Linked DNA regions of Mus musculus: region 2 is linked to region 1. Evidence: chromatin loops called from intact Hi-C (ENCODE). Cell type or tissue: heart. All regions are shown on one strand. Links, peaks and the distances in the headings refer to the core of each region. The heading gives the core; the rest is flanking DNA.

What was found. Hi-C counts contacts between places; a loop is a spot of excess contacts. Peaks named below come from ENCODE experiments on the same cell type or tissue, not always from the same donor. Only the 100,000 strongest peaks of a DNase experiment are listed, where the experiment ranks them.
Region 2: it touches region 1 in a loop (2.0-fold over the local background); 4 of 42 quality-filtered maps call a loop at or near these places.

Annotation. Positions count from the first base shown.
Region 1 is chr4:133,004,030-133,013,801 of GRCm38, reverse strand. It overlaps Ahdc1 (AT hook, DNA binding motif, containing 1), which reads right to left and starts at 2,296. Exons shown (of 7, transcript NM_146155.3): 1 at 2,279-2,296; 2 at 1,515-1,612. It overlaps Gm36599 (a long non-coding RNA gene), which reads left to right and starts at 5,650. Exons shown (of 3, transcript XR_390813.3): 1 at 5,650-5,774; 2 at 9,053-9,322. In heart, for the core only: a CTCF peak has its summit at 4,478 (motif pointing left); DNase peaks (open chromatin) are centred at 2,261, 3,061, 3,971, 5,541 and 1 weaker place; H3K4me3 peaks cover 2,352 bases; H3K27ac peaks cover 2,708 bases; H3K27me3 peaks cover 695 bases.
Region 2 is chr4:133,113,561-133,123,332 of GRCm38, reverse strand. n-TGgcc1 (a tRNA gene) reads left to right here and starts at 8,767; the gene lies at 8,767-8,837. In heart, for the core only: a CTCF peak has its summit at 5,657; DNase peaks (open chromatin) are centred at 5,162, 5,582, 6,052, 6,412 and 1 weaker place; H3K4me3 peaks cover 829 bases; H3K27ac peaks cover 3,652 bases.

The sequences.
Region 1 (9,772 bases), core at 2,035-7,034:
GGCCACCCTGACCCGGAGGCAAAGCTTGTCCTCACACCCTGAGCTCAGCCCAGGGAGCTGGGGCCAAGTCCCGCCTGACACCAACTGGTCCAGCGGGAAACGCCTGCCCAGCCAGACAGGCACAGGCCCCCCAAGGGTCCCTCCTTGTGCTCAGGGACCAGGCTGGTGCAGCCCAGCCCTGCCTCCCAGGGTGACGCCTGGGCCCAAATTCAGCTGGCCCTGCCAGTCAAGCACTGGTGCAGAACCGAGGGCACCAGGCTCAGCCCCTCCCAGCCCAGCCCCAGGGCCCCCAAGCTGGGAGGGAGGGGAGACTCCCCACCCCTCCACATCTGGCCCTGGCCCCTAGGGTCTGCGGTAGAGAATTCCCGCCCCCGCTTCTCTCCCTCCTCCTGCTCTGTGCGATCTGTGCCCGCTGCCCGCCTCAGGGACAGCCCCAGCTCCCGCCTCCGGCCAGCAAGGCCCACATCCTTCCTCCCTCAGCTGGCCCCTTTGCCTGGCAGGAGGCTGGGGGGGTCAGGCTGCTGGGGAACCCTCCCCCCCCCAGCTCCCATCAGTCCTCGTCCCCAGCCCCCAAACTCTGGGTTGCTGTCCCTTTTCCTGTAGAACAGGAAACAAGGTTATCTCCTAGTCTCAGAGCCAGCCCCCTGCCCCTTTGGCTCTGCCCAGGGACCCAGACCCAGCCAGGGAAGGCGCCCTCAGCCAGAAAGCAGAGATTCAGCAGCTCACCCCAGCTCCCGACCTAGGGGGCTGACAGCTGTCACTCAGCACCCCACCCCCTGGGGAAGAGGGGGCCGATTCAATCAGAGCCCTAGAGGAAACGTATTGATACACGATTATTTATTTATTTATGCAAAAGTGAGCCGACTTTGTTCGCCAGGTAACCGGGCACGCGGCCCAACCCCTCTGGCCAGGCCGCCCCCAAATCCCTCCTCCGCCCCACACCCCCTCCGGGTCATTAGGTCCCCGCCCCTCAACTCCCAGAGCGCCAACGGAACCTTGGGATTTGGGGGCTGGAGGGGAGGGGCTCCTCCCTCCGCAGTCTCCCCTTTTCCCAGCGCCTATCCTAAAATCCAGCCTTGTTCTCCGCTCCCACGGTCCCCCTACATCCCCCCCCCCACATTCTCAGCAAGCTGGAGAGCAAATTGCAGTTTTAAATCCAAAGGCGGAGGGAGGGGGAGGAGGAGGGGGTGCGCGGCAGCTCTGGGCGCGCACCTCGCCCCCGAGCCGGGGGAGCCGCGGGGCGGCCAGGAAACCCGAGAACCCCCCCTCCCCGCCCCCCCTCCCCGTCCACCTCCCCCTCCCCCTTCCCGGCGCTGCCTGCCAGGCTTCGAGCCGAGCCCAGCCGAGCCGCGGGCCCCGGTGGAAACAAAGACCGATCGCACCGCGGGCACCGCAGCCACGGGGTCCGGCGGACCGGACTGGGGGCGCTGGGCCCCCCCACAGTGCGCTGCACAAAAGAGCCTGGCCGGCCGGTCCCCAACCGCGTCTATTGCTGGGCAGGAGGCGCTACTTACCGGAGTGCTGGGCTGCCGGCTCCGTGGGTCCGAGCCAGGCGAGGGGTTTCGGGGGGCGTCTATCTTCCGCCGGCGGCAGCGACACGGGCGCCCGGCTGCTGGGAAGAGGAGTCGTAGAGGAGCCCTGAGCCGCCTGCCGTCGCTGACAGCATGGCTCGCGCCTCGGCTCACATTCTCCGCCGCTAACTCCGCTGGACACGGCCCCCCGCTCCCGCGGCGTCCCCCCCACCACGATTACTCCTTCGCTATCTGCGCCCCACTCGCTTCCCCAGCCGCTCACACACTCTCACAGCCCTGGACACCCCCGCCCCAACCCCCCAATTGCAAACCTGGGAGGGAAGACGCCCCGCGTAGTCCTCCTGCTCCTCCTCCGCCGCCCTCCTCCCTCCCGCTCTGTCTGTCTGTCTGTTTGTCTGCCTGTCTCTATTTCTCTCTCTCTCTCTGCCTTTCTCTGCTCTCCGAGCTGGGTGGGAAAAGGAAATGAGGACAGAAAGCAGACGCTGGCTTTGGGTGGTGGTAGCTGGATTCCCTCTCTCCCTCCCTCCTCCCTCCTCCCCTCCCTCCTCCTGCCTTCTGCTCTCTCCGCTGCGAGCGGGGCTGAGCGCAGCCTGGCGGGTGGCTCGCTCGGCCCGCCCGCCCGCCTGTCTGTCTGTCTGGTCTGCCTCGCTCGCTCCCTCCCTCCGTCTCTCGCCCTCGCCCTGCCTGCCTGCCTGCCTCTCTCCGTCTCCGCCGCCGCCGCCGTTGCCTCTGCGAGCTCGCCTTACCTTCGCTGCTCACCATCCGGAACCCCAGGGGGGAGCGCGCGCAGAGCACGCCGGGACTTGTAGTCCCTGTTCGGCCGCTCCGCGCGCTGTGCGGGCGGGGCCACTCCGGCTGCTCCGACGGCGCGGCCCGGAGCGGACCCTATGCCGGAGTATCCCTGGCCCGGATGAATCCCGTTTTATCTAGGACTGCTGATCCTCCTCAAGGGTTAGGAACATTCCGGGCGTTCCGAGGCCCCTACTCGGGGCTCTGGCTGCGCCAAGGTTGCGGGTGGTAGCGCAGGGGCGGGGTCTGAGAATAAAATGAGTGGAATCGGGCATCAGAGGATGAGCCAAAAGGGCTGCGACTTTCTGGGGTGTCCCAAACACGTTGAGAGGGCCCATGGAGAGACGAGAGGACCTACACTTTCAATTTGGGGACGTTTTTCCTATCAGAAGAGGCGTTTGGCAAGAAAGCCGCTCTGGAAACGCTACAGTCTCCTCCGCATTTCGTGGCCCTTCGCCTCAAACTCAGCCCTGGATTTAGTTCTTCCAGCGCCTACTTTTTATTGTCGTCCACGGGCGGCGAGGGCGCAAAAAATTCTGGACAAAGTGTAGATACCATGCCTTCTGAATTTGAACAATTGTTTGTGAGCGGAATTCAACAGTTCTCCAGCGCCTGCTGCGGCGTGGGGGTTGGGCGCAGCACTTTCACCTACCTCCTCTTCAGGTCACATCTGTTCTCCAGCCCCTGGCTCTGGGCCCCCTGCCTTGCCTATCCCACAGATGGGAATGTGCGCCTCTGAGGAAGGCTTTGTTACCCCCAGGGAGGTGGCTGGACAGCTCTGAAAGGAGAATTGCCGCGGCTGCCATTTACTGAGCACCCGGGCAGCACGGGGTCCTTGGAGCCTTGCAGAAAAAACCCTACGAGACCTTATTTCTATTTTAGATATAAGAGTTCCGGAGCCCAGGTGTCCCGATTAGAAAGTGGTAGATTCAGCATCTGGATAATTTCAAAGCTTCCTTCCTTCCTTAACCCTTGGGCGGTAACAGAGTGGTGATTCCCTCTACTCCACCCCCCCCCCCCCGCGTCCCCGCCATCCTTTACTGTTGATCTTTCTTCCCTGTGTCTATGTGTCCTCCCTTGGCACTAAGGTAGATAAGGTTTGCAGAAGAAACAGATGAGTGATGCAGTGATCACTGCCCTGCTACTTGTCTATTGACTGCTTCTGAGCTGATCCCAACTCATGACTGTGTCTGACATTCCTTTGGCCAATGTCTGCCAACTTAGTCCATCTTGCCCCATGTCCTAAGCTTCTCTAGCAATGCCTTTACTCCCTGATCCACCTGCTTCTGATGCCTTCTTTGCTCTTGCAGGGTAATTGCTAGTCAACACATGTTTAGATGGTGACATTATGCTAACAACACATCCACACCACCTTCACCATCCCTCCATCTCTCCCAGTCCCTACCTATAGAGCAATTGAAACTTTTCCAGAAAGCAAGTAACAGGGGAGGCTCTAAAAAGCACACCCACTGATGTGGCATCGTGGCACATGTGGCCAGCTGGAGAGGCCTCTGTCTAGGGGCCACTTCGCTTGCAGACAAAGTAACCCCAAGAACTGATTATGATAAGAACGGGCATTAATAAAAGCAGGAGGTGCTTTAGCGATCCTTTGTAGCTTCAAAACTCAACTCTGAGGTCATCACAAGCAGAACTTTTGGTGTCTTGCCATAACTGCCGCCCATAGGGCAAACTTTAGTGCTGATGGGTGTGAGAGACTCCCAGGTCTGCCCATCTCTAATGCCTCACCCACCTTTACCAAGGATAGGAAGACCCTTACTGCTTGAATTAAATGTAGGCAGAGGTTGGGATGAGATCATACTGGTGGCAGAGAGCCCCAGGAAAGATGGGACTAATCGATATTCAAGAAAAGCATAAAGGGGGCGGGGGGAATGGCTAGTTAGGTGGCAAAAGGCACACGAAAAAGAAGTTAGGTAGAATTTCCCAAATATGCTCCAAATTCTCCAGGCTGCTTCAGGTGTCCCCTCTGCAGAAGTAGTGGGTAGCCCCAAAGGGTTACAGATTCCTAGAAACAAAACACAGCAGAGCCTTCCTGGAATTTAGGGACAGGTTTTTCTTATGGAGCCTTTCCAAAGTATGTTGGGGAAGGGGTCCCCCAAACTGCACATGAACTATTATGCGGGATGCTGCTGCCACCTAGTGTCCAATCTCCATATCTGCTCCGGTGATTTAAGCTGAGGAAGAGCTAGGAAGAGCCTCTCCTCTTTCTGGGGTCAGCTTCCTCCAACCACGTTTGTTTCACTGGAGACAAAACCTAGTATATTCAGACCCAGGAAATATTACTTGAAAGTAAAGATAAAACTGTGGGGACCTAAGGTTTTAAAGGCCGTGTAAACTGGGATCCAGGCACACCTGGGCTTGCCTTTATTTGTTGTGTTGTCAGAGGCCCAGGTTTCCATGGATAAAATAGACTCAGGTTCCTGAATGGTATGTGCCTGTAACCCCAGCATAGGGAAAGTGGAAGCAGGAGGATCAGAAATCTAAGGTCATCTTCAGCTGTACAGGTACACAAGGCCAGCCTGGGCTACATGAGAGACTCCCTCTAGAATAAATAAATAAATAAACAAATAAATAAATAAATAGAAAACTGGCAAGGTAGAGGAGAGATTAGGTTATAATAAGAATGGCAATGACAGCCGGGCAGTGGTGGCACACTCCTTTAATCCCAGCACTTGGGAGGCAGAGGCAGGCAGATTTCTGAGTTCGAGGCCAGCCTGGTCTACAAAGTGAGTTCCAGGACAGCAAGGGCTACACAGAGAAACCCTATCTCAAAAAACAAAACAAAACAAAAGAACGGCAATGACTGATAGTCCCTGGGATTCATAGAAAGGGGAGAAACGATGGGTGCCCCCTCTCTGAATACAAAGGTTCTGGGGCTTCCAGAAAGGATGTCTGAATTGCTATAGAGTAATTCAGTTTCCTCCATACAAGAAGAAACTGGGACCTAACAAGCTTTCCTGAACTTTCCTGAGCCACTGAGCTGCAGATCCAAGAACAAGATGTGCCCTGGACTAGAGCCACTCTGTCCCAGCTTTACCCGCCATCGAATGCAATGGCTAGATCTAGGGTCCAGGAGATCAGGGTAGCAGGAAGCCCCCCTGACAGTGAAAACTACTACGGGCCCCCACTTTACCCTCCTTCAGACCAGCCCCTCTCCCCTCCCCTGCACAATCCTCCCACATTCCTCTAGGCAACAGGAAACCCCAGCTGCAGCCCAGACTTCAAACAGCTCCTCCCTCTGGGGCAGGGGGTGTGGGAGGAGAGGCCAGAGGCCACAGGGCAAAGGTCAGCTTTGTTCCTGCCAGAGGTGGTGAGGGACCTGGAGAAGACAGAGGGGGGTAGGGTAAGGTCCTTGACGGTCACACGGCATATGTGTAAATTCCTGTGTCCATCAGGGTGTACAAGGTCCTGGCTCTCTCCACCGAGTCTTGGGGGGTAAGTGTGTGTCCTTGGCTTGCCTTCGGTTATCTCTCTAACTGTAGGTCAGCACATTGTTGTCTGTCTGTGTGTGCTTAGCCTGGGACACCACTGATAATTCCGTAGGTGTTATCAAGTATAGTGATATGCTCAGTTCACGGGCCTGGTCAAAGCTATGTGTCCTAGAAGCGTGACCTAGTGTGGTTCCATGTGTTCAGAGTGGATGTCCTCCTGTCTCTTCTGTTATCCCTCCTCTACCCTAGTCACGAAGTGGAGGCTGAGCTTGTGCCTGGAATCCCAGCGCCGGTGTTCAGGAGGCTGGAGTTTGAAGCTAATGTAGATGACATATTTCCTAGCCAGCCTGAGGCATGCCCGCCACCTCACCCTAAGCCCCATCTCAAAAGCAAAACAAATCAGGGGCCGGAGGGTCACAGCCTTTCAGCTGGTCTCCTAGAAGACCAGAGTTTCTTGCCACTAATTGTGATTTCAGCTCGGGTGCAGGGTGGGCGTGGGGGAAACTTTGGTATCCACAGACACTGTACACACACACACACACACACACACACACAATTTTGAAAACCCCCCACAAAACTCTATTTTGCCTTCTAACGCTGTTGTCCAAGGGTTAGAATCCCAGCCAAGCACATGGCTGACCAGGACTTCAAATAATTCACCATCTCCATTTTTGGCACTAACCCACTGTCAGTGTAGTGCACTCCACTCATACCTAATTCGACTTTCCAGCAGCTTCATTTCCTGTCTCTGCATCCACTCAATTCTGTCTCTTGCTTTTTTTTCTCTTTTTTGGTTTTTCGAGACAGGGTTTCTCTTTATAGCCCTGGCTGTCCTGGAACTCACTTTGTAGACCAGGCTGGCCTCGAACTCAGAAATCTGCCTGCCTCTGCCTTCCGAGTGCTGGGATTAAAGGCGTGGGCCACCCCCAACCCCCCACCTCCTACCCCCCACCCCCCACCCCCACCCCCACCCCCGCTTGCCTTTTTTTTTTTTTTTTTTTTTTTTTGGTTTTTTTTCAAGACAGGGTTTCTCTGTGTAGCCCTGGCTGTCCTGGAAGCCTTTTTTTTTTTTTTTAATAAGGGTTTTGTTTTGTTTCGTTTTGTTTCCCTTTGTTACAGGGTTTCGAATAGTTCAGGCTAGCCTAAAGCTTACAATGTAGCTGAGGATGACCTTGGATTTTTTGATTCTCCTGCTTGTACCTCCCAAGTGCTGGAATCACAGGTTTGCTGCAGCAGGCTGGGACTTTCCACCCCTTTTTCTTCTCTCACCTCTCTCTCTCTTTTGAAACAAGGACTCTCCATACGTAGCCCAGGTTCACCTCAACTTCACAATCCTCAAATGCCCACTCTTTTTCAGCTGCATTAGAAAACAAAGAAGTTAGGCTGGAGAGATGGCTCAGCGGTTGAGAGCATCTTCAGACACACCAGAAGAGGGCATCTCATTACAGATGGTTGTGAGCCACCATGTGGTTGGTGGGAATTGAACTCAGGACCCCACTCCACCCTCCCCACAAATAGCCAAAGCTATCCGTCCTAGCCTGGTGTGCACATCATTACTGTTCCTTTTTTTTTTTTTTTTAAAGATTTATTTATCTATTATATGTAAGTACACTGTAGCTGTCTTCAGACACTCCAGAAGAAGGAGTCAGATCTTTTTACAGATGGTTGTGAGCCACCATGTGGTTGCTGGGATTTGAACTCTGGACCTTCAGAAGAGCAGTCGGGTGCTCTTACCCACTGAGCCATCTCACCAGCCCTGCTGTTCTTACATAATGAAGAGCAGCCAGTGCTCTTAACTGCTAAGCCATCTCTCCAGTCCTAGTCGCTTGTCTTTGTCTCTTGTTTCATTGGTGTTTTTAGACAGTTTTACTATGTAGTTTATGTAGTCCTGGATTGGCCCGGAACGAAAAAAGAGCAGCCTGCCTCTGTCTCTCAGAGCGCTGGAACTAAAGCTGCCTATCTGACTGTGTTTATTTTCTTGTTTCCTCTGAAAAGGACTTGCCCAGGGCTATTGTAGTAGTTCATGCCTTTAGTCCCAGAACATGGGAGGCAAAGGCAGGCAGATGTCTGTGAGCTTGAGGCCAACCTGGTCTACAGAGTAAATTCCTAGACAGCCAGACCGATATTGTGAAATCCTGTCATGTAAAAAAGAAAAAGAGGCTGGGCAGTGGTGGCGCACGCCTTTAATCACAGCACTTGGGAGGCAGAGGCAGGCAGATTTCTGAGTTCGAGGCCAGCCTGGTCTACAGAGTGAGTTCCAGGATAGCCATAGCTACACACAGAGAAACCCTGTCTTGAAAAACCAAAACCAAAAAAAAGATAAAAGGAAGGAAAAAAAAAAGGAAGAAAGAAAGAAACAAAAAAAGAAAAAAAAATTCCCGCCCAATTGATTTTGGATCCTCCTCTGATCTCCAACACATCCAAAACTGTCATCTTCTCCATCTTTCCTCTGAACTTGGTCACCATTAAACTTTGTGTATCTTGAAATGGGAATTGGAACCTGACACCCCACCATCCCACCCAGCAAAAAGTTTCCTTCATTTCTGGATGTAGTTCCTAGAGTGTCCACTAGGTGGAGGGCAAGCATCACTGCAAGGCCATCCAGGCCAAGTGCCTGATTAGGAATGGTTAAGGGGAGAAAGGCTTCCTAACTGTACCAGGAAAACACGTATAGGAGTGGACAGAGGATTCCTCCAGCTCAGTTTTGGAGCAGAGGGACTCAGAAAGGTCTCCTATGGTGTGTCGTGGATGCCCAGGCGATTTCTAGCTTTCTTTTTTCTTTTCTTTTCTTTTTTAATTTTGGTTTTTTCAAGTCAGGGTTTCACTGTGTAGCCCTGGATGTCCTGGAACTCACTCTGCAGACCAGACTGGCTTCGAACTCAGAAATCCGCCTGCCTCTGCCTCCAGAGTGCTGGAATTAAAGGTGTGTGCCACCACTGCCTGGCTTTCTTTCTTTCTTTTTTTTTTTAAAGATTTGTTTTATTTATGAGTACACTGTAGCTGTCTTAAGACACACCAGAAGAGGGCATCCAATCACATTACAGATGGTTGTGAGCCACGATGTGGTTGCAGGGAATTGAACTCAGGACCTCTGGAAGAGTAGTCGGTAGCTGGGTGTGGTGGCACACGCCTTTAATCCTTATTCTGCCCTGGTTCATCTAAGCTCGCTGCCATCCCATATGTAGTTCTTTGCATTTGCCTGAGTCTCCCTCGGCTATACCTCAGGGCCTTTGCACGTGCTACTCTTTCAACCGGGATGACCTCATTCTCCTGTTTCCTCAGAGCCAATTCATTCCACATACTCTAAGAAATCTCCATGGGCGCCTACACTGGCCTCGCTGCTGTGTGTTGTAATGGTTTACTGTCATGTTTTCTGGACAAGACCAGCCTAGTGGAGACAACACTAAATGCATACAGAAACAGGAGGACTTTGAGTTCAAGGCCAGCATGGACTACATAGACCAGGTCCATCTCAAAACAACAACGACAGCAACAACAACAAAGAAAGAACAACGCCCATTAAAAACTACAAGCAGAGCAACACAAAAACAGGTGTATATGAAATTAACAAATGACTAAGTTGGTGGGTTATTTAATTTTTACTTATGTGTGTGTGTGTATGTATGTATGCATGCATGCATGCATGCATGAGTTAATATGCACATGTTAGTGTCCTCAGAGGCCAGGGAACATTGAACCCCATGAAATAGTTTCAAGTAGCTGTGAGCTTCCAGATGTGGGTGCTCTGAATTGAACCCAGGTCCTCTACAAGAGTGGTAAGGACCCTTAAACATTGAGCCACCTCTCTAGTCCCAATTGAGTGCAATCAGCAAGTACGGAGACACCTGTATCCACAGCCTCGCTGCATCAGTATTAGATTTTGTCCTACAGCTCTATCATGTGTGCCAGTGGAACACACGAGTGAGTCCTAGAGTTCAAACCCAGACTCTATCATCTCACGGAATGACCTTGGGTGAGGGTCAGAACCTTCATTTTCTTCTC
Region 2 (9,772 bases), core at 2,726-7,725, 110 kb before region 1:
TGGAAGCTGAAGCAGGAGAATCACCGGAGCTACAGAATGAACTCAAGGACATCCTAGGAAAGCTTTTGTTTCAAAACAACAAATCATAGCCGGGCAGTGGTGGCGCACGCCTTTAATCCCAGCACTTGGGAGGCAGAGGCAGGCGGATTTCTGAGTTCGAGGCCAGCCTGGTCTACAAAGTGAGTTCCAGGACAGCCAGGGCTACACAGAGGAACCCTGTCTCAAAAAACCAAAACCAAACCAAACCAAACCAAACCAAAACAACAAATCTGGCCTAGTATGGCATGCCTTTGATGCCCCAACTTAGGCAGAGGCAGGCAGACTGATGTCTGTGAGTTCGAGGCCTGCCTGGTCTACACAGGGAGTTCTAGGACAGTCTGGGTTCCACAGAGAGATGCTGCCCCAAACACAAATAAAAATTGTTAATATGTCTGTGTCAGCAGTGATGCTCCCTGCAGGAAAAATGAAGATTTGGGTCCCTGTTTGTCCAATGACAACCTTGGCATCTCCTGTGGAGATGATGTAGCTAGCTAAGCAACTTGCATTGTGAAAAGGTATTGTTACATAGAGTAGCAATATTAATACTCTCCAATGTTTAATCAGCACTTACTGTATGCTGAGTTTATGCGAATGCAAATGCTGTACACGTATGTATTACCTCAGTCCCTACAAGTCTACTTGTCTGTTATTGTTCTCATGTTAACCATGAGGCCAAGGAAGAACAGAGGAGCCAAGTGCCTAGCTCCAGGACATTCAGTCAGGAAGTACTAGCTAGGATTGAACCCAGGGTGGCCAAACCCTCCCTCTTCTACCCTTGGAATCAAAGTGACCTAATGCCTAGAGCAGCTCCCAGGTGGCCAGGCCACACCCAGCGCCTCTCCCAGAGCTCTAAAAAAATGTCCTTGAACTGGTTGGGTGTGGTGTCACACCCTTTGACACCTAGTGAGACCCTGTCTCAAAAAAACCACAGCACAATGGGACTGCCATTTCCGGGAGAAGAGCAGGAAACTGACCCTCTTCCCCCGTGGGGGAGTTGAAAAGAATGTCTAGCTAGTTTTGCTGTTTAGGAGCTCTGTAATCTCAGCCAGGTCAGACCCATCCTAGGAGCCTCAGTTTCCTTATCTCTGAAATAGGGATGATAAAGCCTCGAGGCATTCAGGCAATAAGGCAGGCACAAACTCTAAAGTGCAGTCCACCAGGGACTTCCTGTCATCGTTGCTATGGGGACAGGAACCCTTTGGGAGAACAGCCCATCCATCTGACAGGCAAAATTGCCACCTGTAGAAACAGACCAGAGATCAGTTCTTAGATGTGCCTCTTACACAGTCTGGAGCTGGGTGCAGGACACCTACAATCCCAGCCCTGGGAGGCTGAGGTAAGAGGATGGAGTGTTTGAGGCCAGTGGCTACTTTGTTAAGACTGTCTCAAAAAGAGCAAAACCACAAAACTAACTAGCCAGACAACCCAAACATGCTTTCTGATTTCCATTAAATTATATACCTCAGTTTTCTTGTCTGTAAAATGGAGCACATTAATATGGATCTTGTAGAGGGAGAGAAAGATGCAATGTGAGAATTCTTGAAGAGCTTTGAGCCATTGTTGTGTCTGATGCAGAACTAGCACTGCCAGCTACAAAACAGAGGGACCCAAAAGAATCACCTCTCCTGCCTCCTGCATCCCAACCCTATCTGTGGGGAAGTGGGTGGGGAGCACCATGATCAGAGCCAGAAAGTCCCTGCCGCTCCCCTTCCTCTGGCATCCTGGGCACTTGCTGCCTTGGCTCTTGCTGGGTACACAGCTCTCTCTGTCTCTCTCTCTCCCTCCCTCCTGTCTCTCTCTCCCCCTCCCCTCTCTGTCTCTCTCTCCTCCTCCTCTGTCTCTGTATGTGTCTCTCTCTGTCTCACTCTCTGTCTGTCTGTCTGTCTGTCTGTCTCTCTCTCTCTCTCTCTCTCTCTCTCTCTCTCTCTCTCTCTCTCTCTCTCTCTCTCTCTCTCTCTCTCTCTCAGCAAGTTCTTCTTCACTGAGCAATCCCAGGGGGCCCCAAACCTCGGTTCCAGCCTGGCTCACAGGCGTTCCCCGCCTCCACATCCTTAATCTGCTGCCTTTGCGCCATTCCTTCCACCTGGAATGCTCTCGCCTCCCTGAGCGCCTTTGATGGGGAAGGGGGGTGTTAGAGGGGAAGGATCTGGAATGATGCACCCCTACCTCCTCACTCAGCTCCCCCCTGCATCCCCAGCGGCATACCTGACCTCCCCCCTCCCAGCGTGGGGGAAGAGGCAGCTGGGAGGAGGAGGTGGGAAGGGGGAATGAGAGAAGGGCCCTCCGTGGGGTTTTTCACCTGCTTGGAAGAGACAGACAGAAATGAAAGCCCTAGAAACTGCCTGCTGCTCTGCTTCCCTCGGAGGCCCCAGCTCGGTGGAGCCTCCCTGCCTTCCCACTATGCCCATGTGCCACCCTCTTCTCTTCCTCCTCCTGCAGGCAGGTGCTCCAGGCAGGGAACAAGGGTGGGCGGCAGGGTTAGAGAGACCTGGGTTCAAACCCCGTGCCTGCCACTTAACCAGCAAGCAACCCTAGCAAACCGTTCGTCCTGCTTCCATCTCATTTCTTTAGCAAAAGGGACAACAACCAATCCCTGGCTCTTTGGGCTTTGGTAAGAACTAAGGAAGATGGCAGATTAAACAACAACAACAAAAAAAGTCTGATGTGACTGTGACCAAAAGGCTCAAGGAAGAGATAATAGTGACAGCAGTTGACATGATGCCCATATGTACCTGGCTCTGCTCAATGCCTTGAGGAGAGGAGAGAGATCTGTCTGTCTGTCCTGACTCTGTTCCCTTGGCAAAAACATGTTATGTTTTTTTCCTCCTGCCTTCAGAATCCTGCATGCACCTGAGGTGTATAGCCCAGAGCCATAGCATGGACAAAGCACTTAGCCCCAGCAAGACCTGAATTCACTCCCCAGCACCCATCCTCTGCCCCCTCCCCCCACCCAAAAAAGCCCAAATCCTGAACTTGACCTCCTTTCCCAGTCTCTTCATTTAATAAGCATAGATTGCTGTCTGCTCCTGTAGAGGCTTCTGCAGGGCACCCGTGACCCAGGATCAATCTAGCCAGCCTCTGTCTGAGAGTGTCTCTTAATGAGAAAGAAGCCATACCGAAGAACCAAAGAAAGCCTTGGGAGTGGGCTCAGTAGCTTATGCTATAGTGCTATAATTCCTTCACTGGGGGGGGGGGGGGGAAGGGGGGAGGCAGGGGGAGGGGGCAGGGATGAAGGCAGGAAGATTAAGAGTTCAAGGTCATCCTCCTCTTTACATAGCACGTTTGAGACCATCCTGGGCTACCTGGAACCTGTATTAGAAGCAAGAAGAGACAATTCAATGGTTGCCAGGTAGCTGGCAAATCCGAGGAACTGAGTTTGATCCCTAAGCTCATCGTGGTGGGAGGAGAGAAATGATTCCTGCAAGTTAGCTCCTGATCTCCAGACACACACACACACACACACATTCTAAATAGGCAACAGAGTGGAGAATGCCTGCACTTCTAGCAGGTTCGAGGCCATCTGAGGCCTAGCGGTCATGGCTGAAGCAGGAGGATTGCAAATTCAAGGACAAGCAACAGAGTGAGTTCACACTACCCTAGTCAATTTAATGAAACTTTCTCTTAAAATACAAAGTAAAAAGGGTGTGTATGGGGTGGGGTCACTCAGTGGTAGAGTTTGCTTAGCCTACCTGAGTCCCCCAGTACATGCACGCGCGTGCGCGCGCGCACACACACACACACACACACACAGAGAGAGAGAGAAAGAGAGAGAGAGAGAGAGAGAGAGAAGTCGCCTTGCTTTGATGGTAATCTCTGTGCACTCCTTGGGTAATGGGAGAGCCATAAGCAAGTAAAAGAGTATACAGGCAGAGGGAATCGCATGGGCAGAAGTCTAGGGGCAAGAGAGAAATGGTTTTCTGGGGAAAAGAAAGCCTCTACAGGGCTGATGCCTAGAGAGGCAGAGATGGAGGCTTGTGTTGGTGAGAGTGCAGGGCACGCACTCGTGGAAGGTTGCTCTTTGCTTTTGTTTTGAGTTACATGAATTTATCATAAATGGGAGGGGCCCATAGCCTTCCAGCAAGTGGGAGTTGAACTCGGTCATCAGGCTTGGCAGCAAGCAGCCTTATCCACTGTGCCAGATCCAAGGTCTGAGCTGGCCTGAATTGTTTTTTTGTTTTGTTTTGTTTTGTTTTGTTTTGTTTTTGAGAAAGGGGTATTACTAGTATAGCCCTGGCTGGGCTATATAGTAGAGGCTGACCTTGAACTCTGGACAGTCCCACTCCCATGGCTTCCTGAATGCTGGGATTATATGCATGCACCACCTTCCTCATTGGCACCAAAGGCCTTTAATGGGGGTACGCCATTGCCAAATGGCCCTTTGCAAGATTTCTCTGAATATCTGGGGAGGATCTATTTATGGTTTGCATTCATTCATTCAAGACACGCATAAGGCACAGAAGCAGATGTGGGAACCCCACATAATTAAAGCGTCCTCAGCTGGAGCAAAGGGTAGGGCATTGGCTGCCATCGTGCTGAGGCTTCCGAAGAGCGAAGACTTAGAATATGAAAGTAAACGGCGGCCGGGCGGTGGTGGATTAAAGGCGCACGCCTTTAATCCCAGCACTTGGGAGGCAGAGGCAGGCAGATTTCTGAGTTCGAGGCCAGCCTGGTCTACAGAGTGAGTAGTGTCCTGGGACAGCCAGGGCTACACAGAGAAACCCTGTCTCAAACAAAACAAAACAAAACAAAACAAAACAAAAACAAAAAAGTAAATGGCTCTCACCAAAAAGAAGGAGAGAGGAGGGGGGGGGAGAAGGAGGAGGGGGAGGAGGAGGAGGGGGAGGAGGAGCAGGAGCAGGAGCAGACAAGTCCTGTACAAGGCAACAGCAGTGATAGGAACATATAGGTGATGGCCCTGGGGGAACTGGCAGTGGAGAGACCAGTGAGTGATTCATAGAGAAACAACTGACGGCAGGAAGAGGAAGGATGGGCTGGGCTAGGGTGAGCAATGCAGATCCTGTAACCTCTGGTCTGGAGAAAATGGCCAAGTGGGCAGGGCCATGAGATCTCCCACCAGCCCCCTCTGCAGCTCCCACATGTTCTCAGCCCTGCTGAGCCCCTGCAGGTTCCAAAAGACACGCGGACCCCAGAAAGAGAAGGAGGTGGCAAGGATGAGGGCGGGCAGGCGGGCAGGCGGGCGGGGGACAGGTCTAGGCCTCTTGCTGGAGCCGAGCCTTCTTTCCAGGGCCTAGAGCCAACAGGCTGGCTGGGAAGGCAGAGGTTGCAGGCAAGGATTAAGGAGCCGGTTGATTTTCTACCCAAACCAGAGCTCTCTCTCTCTCTCTCTCTCTTTCTCTCTCTCTCTCTTTGAGGTCCCCCAACCCCTCCTCTTTTTTTTTTTAAAGAAGAATGTTCCTGTACACGCACCCAGAGGCTTTTGCAGAGCTGGGAAAGCAAGCCAAGAAGCAAAAGGGAGGAAGAAGACCACGCCTCGCCTGGCAGATTCCTAATGGCCCAGGAGACCAGGGCTTTGCAGGGGGAAGCTGCTGCGGGGGTGGGGGCTGGCTCCAGCGGGAGGGGAGGGAAGGGCAGGCAGAAGGACAGCCACTTGCTGGCCAGTGACCTTGGGTGGGATGCTGCTTGTCTCCCGGCTGGTGTGGATGGAGGAGGAAGGCAGGGACAAGGCTGGCCGGCTGAGGTCACAGGAAGGCCCCTTCTTGCTTGAAACGTGATCTCGGGATATGGAGCCTGCCAACCTGCCCCCAGACCCTGGGCCAGCAAGGATGAAAGGCTGTCTGTCTCCTGCTTCCAGACACCACCACCAATAGCAACCCCCACCAATTGCCCCCCCTGCCCCCCCTCCCAAAAAAAAAAACCAGGCCCAAGAACTCCAACTTGGAGATCGACAAAGCTGCTGCAGCTGGCTGGAGCCAGTTGTTGGACTCCCACCCCACTTATATCATCCCACCCTCCCTTCCTTCAGTTTGGTGGACCCAGAGAGGGCTAATGACCTGCATGAGGTCACACAGCAAGTTGGAGAAGCTGAGCCAAGACTCACCACAAAGTCTGGACTCCAACTCCAGACTTCCTCTTCTTTCCCAGAAGTCCCACTGCTGGGAGGTTTATCCTGGGGACTTGGGGCGGGGTGGGGGTGGGGGGTGGGAATCTAGGGCCAGGAAGGACAGTTCAGAGCTGTATCTGTTTGAAGTCACAGCACAACTTAATGTGGACTAAAGTTCCTTGGTTTTGTTTTGTTTTCTTTTGTTTTGGTTTAAGACCAGAAGAGAATTCCAGGCCCCTGCTGAAGCCTGGACTTGCCCCACTGCCAGGGGAAGGAATGTGGTCCTGGCCACCACAGCTGCTGGTGGTCATCTGCAGCTCCAGCTTGCGCCTTTCTCATCCCAGCAGGCCCTGGGACAAAGGCCTCTCTTCTCAGGCCTGTTTCTTCCAGCCCCCTAAGCCACCACCTCACAGACAGACCTGCTAAGTCACTGTGCAATCTGGCCCTTAGTGTCTTTTCTGTAAAATGGGGCAGTGTGTCTCTCTAACCCACTTCCCTGCCTTGAGGTTCAAAGAGGCAAAGTAGCAGAAACCCTGATCGCTCAGCCCCCCTCCCCCAGCCCTCCCCCATCCCTCCCCCATCCTACCTCCTCTCTGTCCCTCTAGCACTAGACTTATGACCTCCTGCTTTCCCTAGCAGCGGAGCCCAGGCTAGCCTAGGTCAGCTGACTATCACTCTAGGAAGCCTGTCCTTCCCTCCAGTCCCTATGGGCTTCATTGGAATATTTATCACTGTCGAACTGAAACGGTTAAAGTGTGTTGTGGGATCTGTCTCCTTCCTGAAAAGGAAACAATGACAGCTAACACTCCACTCTAGCCATATAGGTGCCATTAACGTCCCCATCTTACAGATGACAAAAAGAACCCAAAAGGTCCCATCACTCGCCTTAAGTCATAGTAAGCTGAAGGTCGAGCCAGGACTCACCGCAAGTCGGCTGCAAAGCCAGACTTCCAATCCATACCCGAGGCTGTAAGCAGTGTACCGCTAATGATGTCTCCCCAGCTCCCAGCCCAGCAGCCAGCATCCACTCAGTGATCCATTAAGGTGGCTGAATGCATACACAAATGGCTGAGGGATGCACATGAACGTCTGGAGAATAAAGCATCTTGTTGGGTAAGCTAGGCAGGTGGCGGGCGAGTGAGGGTCCCCACTCTGAACTACTGCAAAGAACAATTACCACATTCTTTCCGCAGTATGGAAGCCACCAGGGACACCACCTTTCACTCCTCCCCCCATTTCATCTGCAAGAGCCAACTGGTCCCCACTGGAACCCCAATGTTTGCTTGGTGTCTCCCCAGTGTACCCCTTCCTCTCCACCTCTTAATAAGCACAGGCTGGCCACGTGTAGCAGAAGGAGGGTGACCTAGAACCTTCCTCCTCCAGACACATCCAAAGTGCAGCAATTAAGCTCCATCCGGCCCAGATCTTTTTATTCCTAGAGGCATGTGTGTTTGGAGAGAGAGAGAGAGAGAGGAGAGAGTTGGAGGGGTGAGTATGGGTCCATACGGGTCCATACCTACGGGGTCAAGCCTTTATCCCTTAGCCCTAAGTACATTTACCTGGGAAAACATCTCATCTGCCTCAGGCACTGCTCTTTCTCTTGAATTTTTTTTTCCTTTGTTTTATTTTGTTTTTGATTTGTGCGTGTGTTTAAATTTTTCCGGTGCCGCTTGCTCCAGCCCCGCTTGCTCCAGCCCTGCTCCGGCCATATTTATTTCATATATGTGGGTACATGGTCGCTGTCTTCAGACACACCAGAAGAGGGCATCAGATCCCATTACAGATGGTTGTGAGCCACCATGTGGTTGCTGGGAACTGAACTCAGGACCTCTGGAAGAGCAGTCGGTGCTCTTAACTGCTGAACCATCTGACCAGCACCTCTATTAGATTTTTGTACCAAGTTCCTCCCAGATTGTCTTTCTCTAAAACGCACCTCTAAACTGGGCATAGTGGCCCATTCCTTTTATCCCATCACTTGGGAGGCAGAGGGGCAGAAGGCTCTCTGCAAGTTCCTGGTCTACATAGTAAATTTCAAGACAGCCAGAGATTCACAATGAAATCCTGTCTTGAGACACACACACACCTCAAAATAAAATAAATAAATGAAGTGCACTTCTGAAAATAGACAGATGTCTCAGTCACCTCTTCAGCCACACCCCTTGAATGGCTCTTCAGTGCTCTCTGGGTAAAACTGTACTTCTCACCAAAGCAACCCTGCTACCCATGACCTGGCCTCACCTCCTGCCCTCTCCTCTCCTCGTGGCCCCCGCATGTCCTCTGCTCAAGCTCCTATAAGGTACAAAGAAAGGAGCAGATGACACAGGACTCCAGCCCCACCCCTACCACCTGCCAGCTGTGGGAGTTTGAAACAGGCAGATTCCTCTCTTAGTTTCTCCACTTCTGGGCTATGGATGAAATCAGAGCATCTCACAGAGGTGTTGTGAGACCTCAACGACTGCTTTGGTCCCCAGCTGTCCCTATATGTAATGCTTAGGCTTCCTCTGACACCAAGAATATTCTTTCTTTTAAAATTGCATGTGGAATGGTGGCTCACAACCATCTGTAACAAGATCTGACCCCCTCTTCTGGAGTGTCTGAAGACAGCTACAGTGTACTTACATATAATAAATAAATAAATCTAAAAAAAAAATTGCATGTGGAGTGAAGCATTGGTGGTTCAGTGGTAGAATTCTTGCCTGCCACCCGGGAGGCCCAGGTTCAATTCCTGGCCAATGTACAGCTTTCTCAAGTTGTCAGAAAAGAGTGAATAAAGAACTAAAATTGCATGTGGGGCTGGAGAGATGGCTCAGTGGTTACGAGCACTGAGGTCTGGAATCCAATTCCCAGCCACCACATGGTGGCTCACAATCATCTGTAATGGGATCTGATGCCATCTTCTGGTGTGTCTAAAGTCAGCGACAGTGTGCCCACATACAAGAGATAAATAAATAAATAAATAAATAAATAAATAAATAAATAAATAAATCTTTTTTAAAAATTCCATGCGATTTATTCAGTCTGTTTGGGCAGCATGCCTCAGAGGACTTGAGTGGAGGGCAGAGAACAGCCTGAGGTGGTCAGTTCTTTGTCTCCATCATGTGGGTCTCATATAACCCAGGCTTTCCCTGAAACTGGGTCTATAACCTAAAGACGACCATGAGTCTCTGAACCTTCCGCTTCTGTCTCCCAAGTGCAGGGGTTGAAGGTGGGCACCATCATGTCTAGTTCATGTGTTGTTGGAGATTGAACCTAGGGCTCTCCTAGGCAAGGGCTCTGCTCCTTGGGGTACATCCTTACCCTATTTCTTTTTTTGGTTTTTCGAGACAGAGTTTCTTTGTGTGGCCCTGTCTTTCCTGGAACTCCCTATACAGACCAGGCTGGCCTTGAACTCACAGAGACCCACCATCTTCTACCTCCTAAATGCTGGGATCACAGACATGCACTTCTTCACGGAGTTGAAGGCCTGGCAGGGGAGGGGATCCTGCAGGAACCTGGGTGCCTGTTGTCTTCTCCATCTGTTACAGGTTCTATTGTGTGGGAGTGGGTGGAGGAAACTCGTGGCTCCCGTCCCTGCCCAGCTCTCTCCTCCCCTGAGAGGAAGACTGGAAAAAGGAGGGGGTGTCCAGGTGCTGAGCACAGCCAGTGGAGCGGGAGGAGGAGTTGTGACATGGG